Regions from separate parts of the Mus musculus genome. Here regions 1 and 2 are each linked to region 3. A link is a loop called in an ENCODE intact Hi-C map of the cell type or tissue named here. Cell type or tissue: left cerebral cortex. All regions are shown on one strand. Links, peaks and the distances in the headings refer to the core of each region. The heading gives the core; the rest is flanking DNA. Region 1 has its middle 7.6 kb from the start of Gm33836. Region 2 overlaps Galnt11 (polypeptide N-acetylgalactosaminyltransferase 11). Region 3 overlaps Prkag2 (protein kinase, AMP-activated, gamma 2 non-catalytic subunit).

The links. Peaks named below come from ENCODE experiments on the same cell type or tissue, not always from the same donor. Only the 100,000 strongest peaks of a DNase experiment are listed, where the experiment ranks them.
Region 1: it touches region 3 in a loop (5-fold over the local background); 3 of 42 quality-filtered maps call a loop at or near these places.
Region 2: a loop joins it to region 3, with 11 times the contacts of the local background. A loop is called at or near these places in 2 of 42 quality-filtered maps.

What each region holds. Positions count from the first base shown.
Region 1 is chr5:25,158,130-25,162,339 of GRCm38, forward strand. No RefSeq gene overlaps it. Among named protein-coding and RNA genes, the nearest start is that of Gm33836, 7.6 kb to the right of the region's middle. In left cerebral cortex, for the core only: no CTCF peak of the experiment used is centred there; a DNase peak (open chromatin) is centred at 2,586.
Region 2 is chr5:25,255,007-25,259,216 of GRCm38, forward strand. It overlaps Galnt11 (polypeptide N-acetylgalactosaminyltransferase 11), which reads left to right. Exons shown (of 12, transcript NM_144908.4): 6 at 1-150; 7 at 2,387-2,504; 8 at 3,806-3,958. Among named protein-coding and RNA genes, the nearest start is that of Galnt11, 34 kb to the left of the region's middle. In left cerebral cortex, for the core only: no CTCF peak of the experiment used is centred there; a DNase peak (open chromatin) is centred at 1,884; H3K27ac peaks cover 1,194 bases.
Region 3 is chr5:25,083,444-25,087,653 of GRCm38, forward strand. The region is part of intron 1 of Prkag2 (protein kinase, AMP-activated, gamma 2 non-catalytic subunit); the gene reads right to left. Among named protein-coding and RNA genes, the nearest start is that of Gm42232, 14 kb to the right of the region's middle. In left cerebral cortex, for the core only: no CTCF peak of the experiment used is centred there; DNase peaks (open chromatin) are centred at 1,942 and 2,945; H3K27ac peaks cover 2,375 bases.

The sequences.
Region 1 (4,210 bases), core at 1,153-3,652, 75 kb after region 3:
TGTACTCCAGAAAACATGATTTTCTACAGAGGCCACATGGTCTCCATGGAGACATGGGCATAGAGGGGACAAGGAAGGTGGGAGGAGCTGTGTCAACACTATGTCAGCCACTTCTCTGAGCTACTCCAGGGGACCTTCAAGGGCTGCCAAGAGAAATGTGGGTGCCAGTGTGGAGCCTGTTGGGGGAGGGAAGGCATTGGATGTGGGTGTCAATGTGGGGCCTGTTGGGGGAGGGGAGGCATTGGAAGTCAGGCTTCCAGGGACTCCTCTGGATGGGTTAAGACACAAACACTGTCACTGGAGAGTGTCAGACTGGCAGCAGCTGAGAGCAGATGTTAAGCTGACAGCATTGGGGGTCAAAACTAAAGCATCTCTTGAAGAACAACCGTGGAATCCTGAGGCCTCTACCAATTATGGTTGTCAGGTTCACCAGAGCATCATACAGAGGTAATGCTGATTGCAGAGATGATCTTGGGTTCCCAGTGAAAGTGGAAATCCCATCTATATTCATTGATTGTTCCTGCAACATCCTGCACGATGTTAGAAGAAAGAGCTTAGAAGCAAGAGCTCAGGCTGTGAGCTACCAACATGGTAATTTCTTTGAGAAGCATGGGCCATCGTCATGGGCCACACACATGCAGAGAACAATGAACATGGTTAGAGCAGTCACAGTAGCCACAGGATGCCTGTGGGTAAGTCAGAACTGCGGAAGCACAGCTGAGCTAAACCCTGGAAGAAGAATAGGGCTTGGCTGGCTAGTATTGTAGCAGGCTAGTAGAGTTGTGTGGCATTCAATATGTGGACTGAGGGATGCTCTCAGCAAGGAGAGATAAAGGAAGTCTTTGTGGAGCATAGTAGAGTAAGGGTGAAGTGGAAACTTAAGGGATCTTTTGAAAGTCAGTTGTATCAGATGGCGTTTTGCTGGGACAAATGGGCAAAAGAACATTTCGCTGAAGCAGACACATGAGAGAGGATGTTTTGCTAAAGCAAGCACACGGAAGGACACATGATGAATCAGGATTCTTTGCTAACTACACACATGTATTGGTCTGCCTTACATTGCATAGTTGAGCTGCATTTGTCAGGACTCCATAGAGAGAAATGCACCAAGAAACTTGTGGTGGTGTGCTGCTGTTTCTTGCCACGTCCGTGGACTTGGGCTGATTGGCAGAGTGATGTCAGCTGAGACAGACCCATGGAGGGCACATGATGTTGGAGTGTATAAATAGAACTCGATGGACAGTGAGAGGAATGAAGCTTGACTTGCTAGTACAGCTAGCTGTGCAATGTTTGTGGGCCTTGAATCTTTGCTGATTTTCACTTCACTGTGAGAGGCACAGCTGAGAACTTCTCCTAGCATCCCTCCTGGTCCTTCCTGCTGATTCAAGCCAAGGCTGAGGCCTGTATGTCTCTGCTAGGTCATGTCACCACTATTGCTAACCGGAATTTACCGAACTGGACTGCTGGTGTATCCATGAAGTGTTTTTGAGTGAATCGAGCTGCTGCTACTAACCTGTGAGCTGAACTGTAGATGTCCAGACAACACAGATGGAACCAAAGAACCTTTCAAACAGGTCCACTTCCCCCATACATTTTCTTTTCCACTACCTTTGATGGGTGGTGGGCTAAAAGGAAGGTTAAAGCGTTTAAGAACTGTACTGGCTAGTTTTGTGTCAACTTGACACAGCTGGAGTTATCACAGAGAAAGGAGCTTCAGTTGAGGAAATGCCTCCATGAGATCCAACTGTAAGGCATTTTCTTAATTAGTGATCAAGGGGAAAGGCCCCTTGTGGGTGGGACCATCTCTGGGCTGGTAGTCTTGGGTTCTATTAGAGAGCAGGCTGAGCAAGCCAAGGGAGGCAAGCCAGTAAAGAACATCCCTCCATGGCTTCTGCATCAGCTCCTGCTTTCTGACCTGCTTGAGTTCCAGTCCTGACTTCCTTTGGTGATGAACAGCAGTATGGAAGTGTAAGCCGAATAAACCCTTTCCTCCCTAACTTGCTTCTTGGTCATGATGTTTGTGCAGGAATAGAAACCCTGACTAAGACAAGAACCATCATTAAAAATAGGTTTTGAAAAAAATTAAGGTTACATAGGGGTCATGGAGGCAAGACTGGACCAGGCTGCTTTTTATACTATTGGTATAATAGCACTCAGTCCTCTTTAATATACAAAAAAGGAAGGAAGTCAACAATGGCTTGGGGTTGCCTCTATGGGATGCTGAGGAAGAAGTCAGGGAAAGGGACCACCCGTCCTCCTAGTCTTACACACTAACTAGGGAGGTGCAGCAGGCCTGAGAATGAGCTGTTTCAGGGGGGGACATGGGCTTTCATTTTCTTCCCAATAGAGGAAGGGTGACAAACAGCAAGCCGGGATGATTTTGGCATCATGGACGAATACAGGAGAGACCTGAAGGAAGAAGGAAACACGTTTGGCTGTGCCTGTCAGGCTCATTATGCTGAAGAACAGGAGTATGCAGACGTGAGCAGACTGGCATGGAATGCAGAGGTTGAGACACACCAGAACCTGAGGCGGACTCGTTAGCACAGATACATGTGGCGCCGTGAGTGGGAAAGACCATTAAGGAGAAAACACCAGATGGCAAATGTGGGCTGTGCACATCCTTAACCTCCTGTGCTCATGGGAGACTCTGCCAATAAATCACAGTGTTCTTTCTTTCAGAACCCAGTGCTGTACAAGGCAGCCTGGCAACAGCGTCAAACGTTGCAGTAAGATCCTCCTGGATAAAGTCTTAAGTAGGCGCCTGCCGTTGACATATGGGGAGTCACTGGTCATTAGGGGGTCGGGGGTGCACATGCACGTGGAGGCCAGAGGCTGATGTCAGCTATCCTCCTTAGTCACTTTTATTTATTTGAGACAAGATCTCTCACTGAACCTGTATGCAGCTCTGTGATTAAAGCACATCACCATTCCTGCCTGGCTTTCACAAGGATGCTTGGGATGAAACGCAGGTCCCTATGCTCAGCAAAGACTTTACCAACTGAGCCATCTCCCCAACCCCTGGAAACTATTGTCTTTAATGTTACACGTCTAATGTTAAAAGTTTGTGTTGTTATTGTCTTTTGGTTTTGTTTTTTGTTTTTGGAGACAGGGTTCCTCTGTGTAGCCCTGGCTGTTTTGGAATTCTCTCTGTAGACTAGGCTGGCCTCAAACTCACAGAGATCTGACTGTCTCTGTCTCTGTCTCTGCCTCTGCCTCTGCCTCTCTGCCTCTGCCTCTGCCTCTGCTAATTCCACCGCCTCTTTCCCCTACCCCCACCCCCAGCCCTGCTCCCAACCCATATTCCTGTCCCAGTGCCTTCTTCCCTTCTTTTCTCCCTTGTCACTAGTCTGCTGTAGTTTGGATCTAGAGTGTCTGGAATGGGTTGTCTGTTTGGGGCTCAGTCCTTGGCTTAACACTATTGGAAGGTGGAAGAGCTTTCAGGAAGTGGCCTAAGGGCTCCACTGGGATAGTGCTTACCCAGCACACCCAGAAGTCTCAGTTGTATCATCAGGGTGATGGGAAGCTAACTAATGTAGGTGGTGAGAAGAAGCTATGTTCTGTGTTTGCAGGAAGACTTCTGTTGCTCTTTCCTCACTGTGACTTCTGTAACCTACCTGCCTGAGATACTCAGGGAAGCTGAAAGGGCTTTCCACTTCCTTTCTTTCCTTTTTTTTTTTTTTGCTGAATGTGCATGTGTGTGTGTGTGTGTGTGTGTGTGTGTGTGCGTGTACGTGTGCATGTGCATGTGTGTTTATAGTGGTATGTGTACATGAGTGCAGATGTTCCCAGTGGTCAGAAGCAGGTATAGGATCCCCTGGAGCTGAAGTCACAGGTAGTTTTGAGCTGCCCAAGCAGGGTTCTGGGAACAGGACTTAGGTCCTCGGTAAGAACAGTCTGTGTGGCCCCGTAACCTCTCTGTGCCCTCTCCAGCCCCTGCGCTTCCTGCTTTGTGCTGATGCTCTTCTCACTTGATGCAACAGATGGTGCTGGAGGGGCCACACCTAGGGCAGGTGGGCATGGACAGATTCCCTCTTGGCCCTCTCTTGGGGACTGTTGATGGGGAATTAGCCTGTCTCCCTCTCCTCTGGAAGTGCCCCTCGAAGGACGCAGCTCACACCACAACCACACTGTGGCCCGGGGTACCTATTCTCTAGGTCATACCCATCTAGAATCTTTCCATATTGAACAGAGGGAATTTGACTTTCAA
Region 2 (4,210 bases), core at 671-3,170, 170 kb after region 3:
CCCCGTGATTGACATCATCAGTGCAGACACACTCGCTTACAGCTCATCCCCAGTAGTTCGGGGAGGTTTCAACTGGGGGCTGCACTTCAAGTGGGATCTAGTTCCCGTATCTGAGCTGGGAGGCCCTGACGGCGCCACGGCCCCAATAAGGTAAGAGCAGTTGGAAGAATCCCACTAGCCTTTCTTTAGAAAAGAACAGTATATTAAAGAAAAGTGATTCTTAGTAAGGGGCAAAGGAATGACTAAATTTACCCAGCAAAAACAATTTTAAGTCTGGCAGTGGCGATGCACACCTTTAATCCCAGCACTTAGGAGGCAGAGACAGTCAAATCTATGAGTTTGAGGCCAGCCTGGTGTATACAGCATTACAAAAGAGACCCTGTCTCAAAACCACAACACATTTTGGTTTTGGTTTTTTGTTTGTTTGATACAGGGTTTCTCTGAGTAATAGCTCTGACTGTCCTAGATCTCACTCTGTAGACCAGTCTGGCCTCCAAGTCAGGTCATCTGCCCCTGCCTCTCGAGTGGTGCTGGGATTAAAGGTGTGCACCACCGCACCTGGCCCAGTGAGGTTTCTTACGTGGTGTAGGTTTGTATGAGCCCAGGCAAGAATCAGTCACTGTCAGTTGCCTGTGAGTGCTGTGTAGCTGGTAGGGGCCGTGAATAGGTAACTGTTGTCTGGGGTACTGTGGGCTCTGTGTGCTGTGGTCTGTATCACTCATCTCCAGGTCATCACCAGAGGCTGCAGAGATCTGCATCTGAGACCACAAGTGTATTAGATTCCAAATGTTTTTTTTTGCATTTTAGAATATTTGCATCCCTGTGATTGGATATTCAAGATGAGACCCAAGGCGTACTGCAGTAAACTTGTGCTTTCACACACTTTCTCAACAAGAAGTCACATCTGTCTTTTTTGTTTTTGTTTTTGTTTTTTAATTTTTTCCTATAATATATTTTGGTCATATTCTTTCTCTTCAACTCCTCCCAGATACCTCCTTACCCACCCAACATCATATTCTTTCATAAAAAATAAACACACACAAAAAAACAAAGCACACATGAAAATACACACACATACCCAAAGAATCTGTTTTGTGTTGGCCAATTATTCCAGTGCCTGGGGCCTGCTTTGGGTGTGGTTGATATACCAAGTGTCACTCCATTGATGAAAACTTGCCTTTCCCTGACAACTGTCAATTACAAATACTGTCTTGACTGTCTTATTTTTGATTCCTTTGAAAGTCCTTTTTAAAAAGCGTTTTCCAGATATTTATAAGTAGGTTTTGTTGTTTTAAAGACAGATGGGGCTCATGTCATGTAACTGCCGTACCTGGTTTATGTAATACTGGGGACTGAAACTAGAGATTTCTGCCTGCTGTAAACTCCCTTACCAGCTAAGCCCCATCCAAGCCCATGTGTAAATGTTTCTAAGAGCATCTACTTTTCTCCCAAGCTTTCAGTCTTGCCTTCTGTCTTGAGTGTATTGAATAGTTACTTTGAAGTCCGTTTGATACCTTCATAATTAAAACTTCTTTACGTCTCCACATTATTGTGGGCTGTTTCTCTTTTCTGTGATTTAGCTCCCGCATTGCGTGATTCCTCGTCTGTCTGTCCTTTTGCTAGACATTCTGGAGTCCTTGCTGAGTGTGCTGCCTCTCTTCTATAGGCTCACCAGGATTCCTGAACTCCAGAGCAAGGGCTCAGAAGCCTGGAAGTTGGGATTAAGCCTTTAGGTAGTGTCTGCTGCAGCTTTTCTTATTGCAAGACAGCCGCAATCTAAGCTTTAATGGCATTGTCCTTTGCTGGCAAGCTGCTGTGGGGGATGGAGGAACCCTCATGTATTTTAGCAGTTATCAGCATCCCTGGCCTAGAGCAGATGTTAGCACTAGCCTCCACCCCACCCACATGCCAGGCACAATGACTAAATATGTAGAGTTCTGAAAATGCTCTAACATTACAGATGTCACCGCTGGCACAGCCATCCACTTTGAGAGCCACTCCTGATGTCTGTCTTACTCAAAAGTTTGAGATTTTTTTGTGGTAGGTCCTGGAGTCAATTTTTGTTCCCCTCTACCAGGCCCTCAAAAGGAATTATAGTCATTGCCTTTGGTTCCTTTCAAAGTCAATTACAGTAAGAAAGGTACCTCAATACTTAGAACATAACCTTATGCCAGATACCTCATATAGCCTCAGCAATCCAGAAAATTCCAGTGTGTAACCCAGCCTCTTCCCTATTAGACGACCATGTTTCTTTCTTATCTGTTATCCTCTGTTGTTACCTCTTTTGTAATGACAGCTAATCTTCTGTGCCCCAGAGTCTCAGGGACTTTGTAAATAGTTGGTAACTGGTCCTATTGAATGAGCACAGGCTGTGGTTCTTTTCTAGGTCACCTACAATGGCTGGAGGCTTGTTTGCCATGAACAGACAGTATTTCAATGATCTTGGACAGTATGACAGTGGCATGGATATCTGGGGAGGAGAAAATCTGGAAATCTCATTTCGGGTAATTTTGATTTTGTGTGTGATCTGTTCCTAAATTGCTTGTAGTAGAATCTGATAGCAGTTCAAGGGCAGAGAGAGCAGGTGGGCCCCGCAAACCACTCTGAATCTGTAAGCATGGCTGTTTGTAATTTAGAAACATACCACAGTTTTTCTCCATAACCTTTCAGGTTGAACGCTTATATAGAAATCAGTAGTTCAGCTTTCTTTCCTAGCAAAAGTAAGTGAATCTCACAAACGTTAAGTATGTATTCACATGACATGGCATGACATGACATGACATGGCATGCATATGGAGGTCAGAGGACAGTTTGCAGGAAATCGTTCTCTGCTTCTACCACGTAGGTCTTGGGGATTGAGTCTAAGTTGTAAGACTTTTCTGCACGTGCCGCCCTGTCTCTCAGCCCTGGAACCAAGTTCTTACGCGTGTGCTCTTGTGCCCATGTGGAAGCACAGTGGATAGGAGCTGCCCTCTCCTTCTGCCATGTGGGTCCTAGGGATTGAACCTGAGTCACGAGGCTTGGTGGCAAGCCGTTTTACTCACTGAGCCCTCTTGCCAGCCTTAGAATCAAGTTCTTTTGAATTTAATCACTCTGTATAGTTTATGTTAAAAATATTTTTGCTGGGGAGCTGGCTCAGTGGTCAGAGCACTTACCCTGCAAGGAAGCGTAAAGGAGTCTGGATCCCCACAGCCAAGGTAAACGCCAGGCTGGGCTGGCTCCTCACTGTAACTGGAGCCTTGGGAAGCAGAGCAAGCCGGCTAGTGCGAGCCGCCAGACAGGGGAGCTGGGTGTGACTGAGACCCTGCAGCAAAGGTATGAGGCAGAAGAGAGACAAAGGAACCACCCCTTCCCCAGATATAATTTTTATTTAGTTTACGTAAACGGGTGTTTTGTATGCGCGTATATCTGCACACCAGAAGAGGGCATCAGATCCCATTAAAGGTTGTGAGCCACCCATTTGGTTGCTGGAAATTGAACTTAAGACCTCCGGAAGAGCAGCCAGTGCGCTTAACTGCTAAGCTACCTCTCCATCCCAAGGTTCCCAGTATTCTTAGGCCTCAGTGTTCACTCTCATGTATGGCATGCGCATTTGTAAGTTCAGATGTTCCTTGTCCTTAAATCCTTAAGAGCAACCAAAGATGATAACATTTTTAATTTCAGAAGGACCTAATTTGTAGGTGCCCCCCACTTTATATCTAGTAAGATAAGCATCTGTAAGCTGCATAGCCACCATTCATAAAGGGTCAGTCATGAAGATGTGCGCTGCTTCGGTCTGACAGCCATCCTGTTTGCTTCTGGCTAGATCTGGATGTGTGGCGGCAAGCTCTTCATCCTCCCTTGCTCAAGAGTAGGACACATTTTCCGAAAAAGGCGACCGTACGGATCTCCGGAAGGCCAGGACACCATGACACACAACTCCCTGAGACTGGCACATGTCTGGCTGGATGAGTACAAGGTGAGTGAGTCTGGCCATTGCTTTGCTGGTGCCTTCCTGCCTCTCTTGCCTGAGTCTCCTTGGCTGACCTTCGCTGCTAGGCTGTTCCTCTCTGGGCTTCTTCTCACCAGGATTCCCTCAGGTTTGGTTTTCACTCTTTTTGACATTACAAGCATCGGAAGCAGTTCTGTGTGTGTTCTGGACCTCACTGATCGCTCAGCGTTGCTTTCCCGTTTCTATACTACCTCCTACAGCTTTGTTTTCTCTGCAGCC
Region 3 (4,210 bases), core at 791-3,290:
CTGCTGGGTGAGTGTAAGGAGGGCAGGCACATTGCTGGGTGAGTGTAAGGAGGGCAGGCACATTGCTGGGTGAGTGTAAGGAGGGCAGGCACACTGCTGGGTGAGTGTAAGGAGGGCAGGCACACTGCTGGGTGAGTGTAAGGAGGGCAGGCACATTGCTGGGTGAGTGTAAGGGGGGCAGGCACATTGCTGGGTGAGTGTAAGGAGGGCAGGCACATTGCTGGGTGAGTGTAAGGAGGGCAGGCACACTGCTGGGTGAGTGTAAGGAGGGCAGGCACACTGCTGGGTGAGTGTAAGGAGGGCAGGCACACTGCTGGGTGAGTGTAAGGAGGGCAGGCACACTGCTGGGTGAGTGTAAGGGGGGCAGGCACACTGCTGGGTGAGTGTAAGGAGGGCAGGCACACTGCTGGGTGAGTGTAAGGGGGGCAGGCACACTGCTGGGTGAGTGTAAGGAGGGCAGGCACACTGCTGGGTGAGTGTAAGGAGGGCACACTGCTGCGTGAGTGTATCAGGAGCCTGGAGAAAGGAAGTGACATCATCAGAGTTCAGCAGGCTTCAGGAGGAGCCGGCAGATGACAGCTTCAGAGGAATGCTTTGCACAGCTCAGCTGTTTAACGTGGCTCTAGCAGGGCCACACGGTGGCTGGGCCACACACTTGGTTAACCCTGTAAGCCTCTCATTCTCTGTTTAGTCACCTGTTGGACGTGGTCCACTTTAACCTGCTAGCGTCCACTGCTCTTCATTGCTCAGCAGACGGTGCCTCACACCAGGGCCTCTCACCCCAGCTCTGGCTCTTCTATCAGACCGCACTGCTTCCTTCCAGTGTCCACAGTAGAACCTAAGCCTCTTGCTTCGTAGGTGAGGAAGCTGGGACCTCCATGCTAGGCTTCCCCACCCCCACCTCCGCAAGAGACCCTTGGATGACTAGCCAAGAACTCAAAGACAAACCCTAACCCACTCTTGTTCTGCATGGCCAATGTCACTGTCCCTGTTAGCTCCTATCTAACAGAGAGCAAAGCTGACCCTTAACTGGGCTTAAAACCGTCAAGTATTTAAATTTTGTATTTAGAGTCTGAGTCATACTATAGCATGCATGTATATCTTTTTATATGGCCTCCCTACAAATACATGCATAAATACACATGTGCACACATGCGCATGTGAATACAAATATTTGTACATATACACATATGACCCTCCAATCCCTCGAAACACATTATATTTTAGGGCTTGAGGAAATGAATTTATCAAGGTCTCTGACCCCATCATGGCTGCATGTGTCTCTTTGCTGAAGGCTCCCTGAGCATCTCTGGGCAACCCTTCTGCTGTGTCATAAGCACGTGGAGACAGATTCTCGGTGCCTAGAGACAAGAGCTACGTAACAACCCTGCCAAAAAGCCAGGCAATGGGAATCTAGCTACCAAGGAACACGGACTAACAGTCAGAGTCTGAGGAGTACCAGGCATCCTGAAGACCACGTATAGCCAGGGCCCTGGGGCCCTCTGACGGTGCCTCAGTTACAGAGCCAAATAAGGACAATTCAGGACTTCCGGCCCCAAGGTCAGAACTCAGGGTACGGACAGCCTAGAATCAGGATGCCCAGCTCACGGGCCATACTGGGGATTCTCATGGCACTGCCTAAGGGCAATGGGCAGCAAGAGCAGTCTCAAGCCAGGGTCATGCTCAAGGTCACAGCAAGAGAAGACTAACAGAGGACGGGGACAGCCTCACATGATTGTAGGTGCTACTGTTCATATATGCGCGGGGGACACTGGTCTAGTGGCCCCCACTCACCACCCACGTGGGTCCATACAGCCTGAGTAAGCAGATGGCTCAGCCCCCAGCACCAGCACGCTCTCACGCAGAGTCGCAGGAGGCAGACAGTTGCATGCGACTGCACCATAAGGAAAAAGTGGGTGGGCAGGACAGGGAGGGAAGCTTGTAGGCAGAAACCAGCATGATGGGAACAGACCCAGAACCACGCCCACATCTCCACCGTATGGATCCCATGGAGATGGCCTGTTTGCTTGCTTAAATAGAAGTTACCTTGTGCCAGTGACAGTTACTACCATCATCTCCACTACCAAAAGAATGCTCCAATACGGAAAGATGACAATGCCCAAGGGAAGAAAATCGTCAGGGATGGGAGAAAACACAACAACAACAACAACACACACACACAGGCCCTCTGCTCTTGCCAGATTTGGAACACACGTGACTCTTGGTGTATCTCCAGTAAATGAAGAAAGATTATTTATATTTTATTTATATTTTTTTGAAGCCTGGTCTCATGTAGCTTAGGCTGGCCTTGAACTCACTATGTAGCTGAGAATAACTTAGACGTTCCAATCCTCCTGCCTCCACCTCGCACTCGCTGAGCTGACAGGCACACACTACCAGGTCAGTTTCTGCAGTTCTGGGGACAACTTTGTGCATGCCAGCTAGGTAGGCAACAACTCAGCTGTCGTGCAAGAAAGATGATTTTCTTTCTGAAGTCCTAATTTGTTCTCCTTTGCTTCTGGCTCCCCTCTCTGTATGGCGCCATTTCCTTAGTTCAGAGAAACCAGGAGCCTATCAAGAGTCACCCAGCTAGTGATGGGCAGCAGGAGAGAGGTTGGATCCACAAAGCCTCTATCCCTAATCAACCCAAGGCCTATAATCCCAAGGAAGCCAGAGCAGGTATGCCAGGCACATCCATTCAAGCACAACATTTCTTGTGGGATTGGCAGCGCCTGAGAAGATATTTTTGCCTTCTTTATCTCCCCCAAGTAGGATGTAGAGAGAAGCAAGAAGAAATATCACTGGGGGTGGGGGGTGGGGAGGGAGACCAACATAGATTTAAGAGGCAACCCACTGGGTTCAAACTTCAGCCCGGCCCTCACCAGCTGTGTCCCTTGGGCAATGACTCATCCCTTCCGAGCCTCCATTTCCATGATTATAGAATTGGGCAACAAGCAGAATCAGGTCAGGCTGTGATTGGCTAAGTGACAGAACACTTGAAAGAGGCTGGCATGATGCCAAGTGCCGAATGGTGTCCAGCAAAGACTAGTGTGGAAGTCTCTTTCAAAGATGACCCTGGCCCAAGATGCAGTCCTGCTGAGCACACCACAGTGTCCCAGGGTTGGCTGCCGCAACTACACTAAGCCCTAGAACTGGGTCAGAAGGCAGGTTTTTCCACCTGGTGAAATTTGGCTCTTAGGAGACGAAGTAAAGGGAGGACAGGGGCAGTGGTGGAGAGACAACAGAGAAAGAAAGAAGACAGCAAAGGGGAAGGTAGGTGGTAGCAAAGGCTCTGATGGATTGTAGCCCCAAGGCTTAGTACAGAAGGATGCATTCCCAGGGCTCCCACAGCAAACTGAGACAGCAAACAGCAACACCGGAGGGGAAACACTCTAAGCCCCATACCTATTCACAGGGAGCCAAGGATGGATCACTCCCATAAAACATGCCCACTGAAGATCTGAGTGTTCTTAGGGAGCAGGAGATACAAATACCCTTGAGCAAGGGGCCTTTCTTAGCAGAGCATGTAGTGAACAAACGCAGTCCATGTGGAAGATGACAGGATAGATCAGAGCTGGAAAATGTCATTGTTTTTCACTGGGTGACATTCAGGACCTTCCTTTCTGCTGGCTCCCAACTGCCAGAGTGCTGAGACTTACAGAGTTCCAAGAAAATGAGGAACAAGGCCAGTGCAGAGGCTCGCCTGGCTCCAGGCTGCAGACCCAGCAACAGTTGGGAGGGCTTATGGGGGTGTGGGTTGAGGATATTCATAAATCAGCCTGTAAAAATTGCTGGCGATAAACACCTTGCTCCCTCCGTGCATCTTCTTAGGTTGCACATTGCCTCCGGCACCATCTGTCTGTTCATCACAGTGGTTCAGTATGTGGGCTCAGGTGCCAGACAGCTCCAGCTAGCTGCCTGGCCTCGCTGACTCTAACTCGTAGCCTGTTTGCAGATTTTTTTTTACCACCTGCATAATGCAAACAATCGTAGCTCCACTCACCTGGCAAGGGTGGGGATGGAACAGGCCATGCAGAGGAGTGGTGGTGGACACAGTAACCCAGGGGCGGGTGGTCTCTGAATGACCTTTGTCTGGCCTTGACAATCAACGGAACCAGCTACCACAGTGATGGAGTACTGGGAGTCCATATCCATCTCTCACTGTCCATCCAAGAGCCAACCTGGGAGATCTGTTAAGAAATCAGCCGGA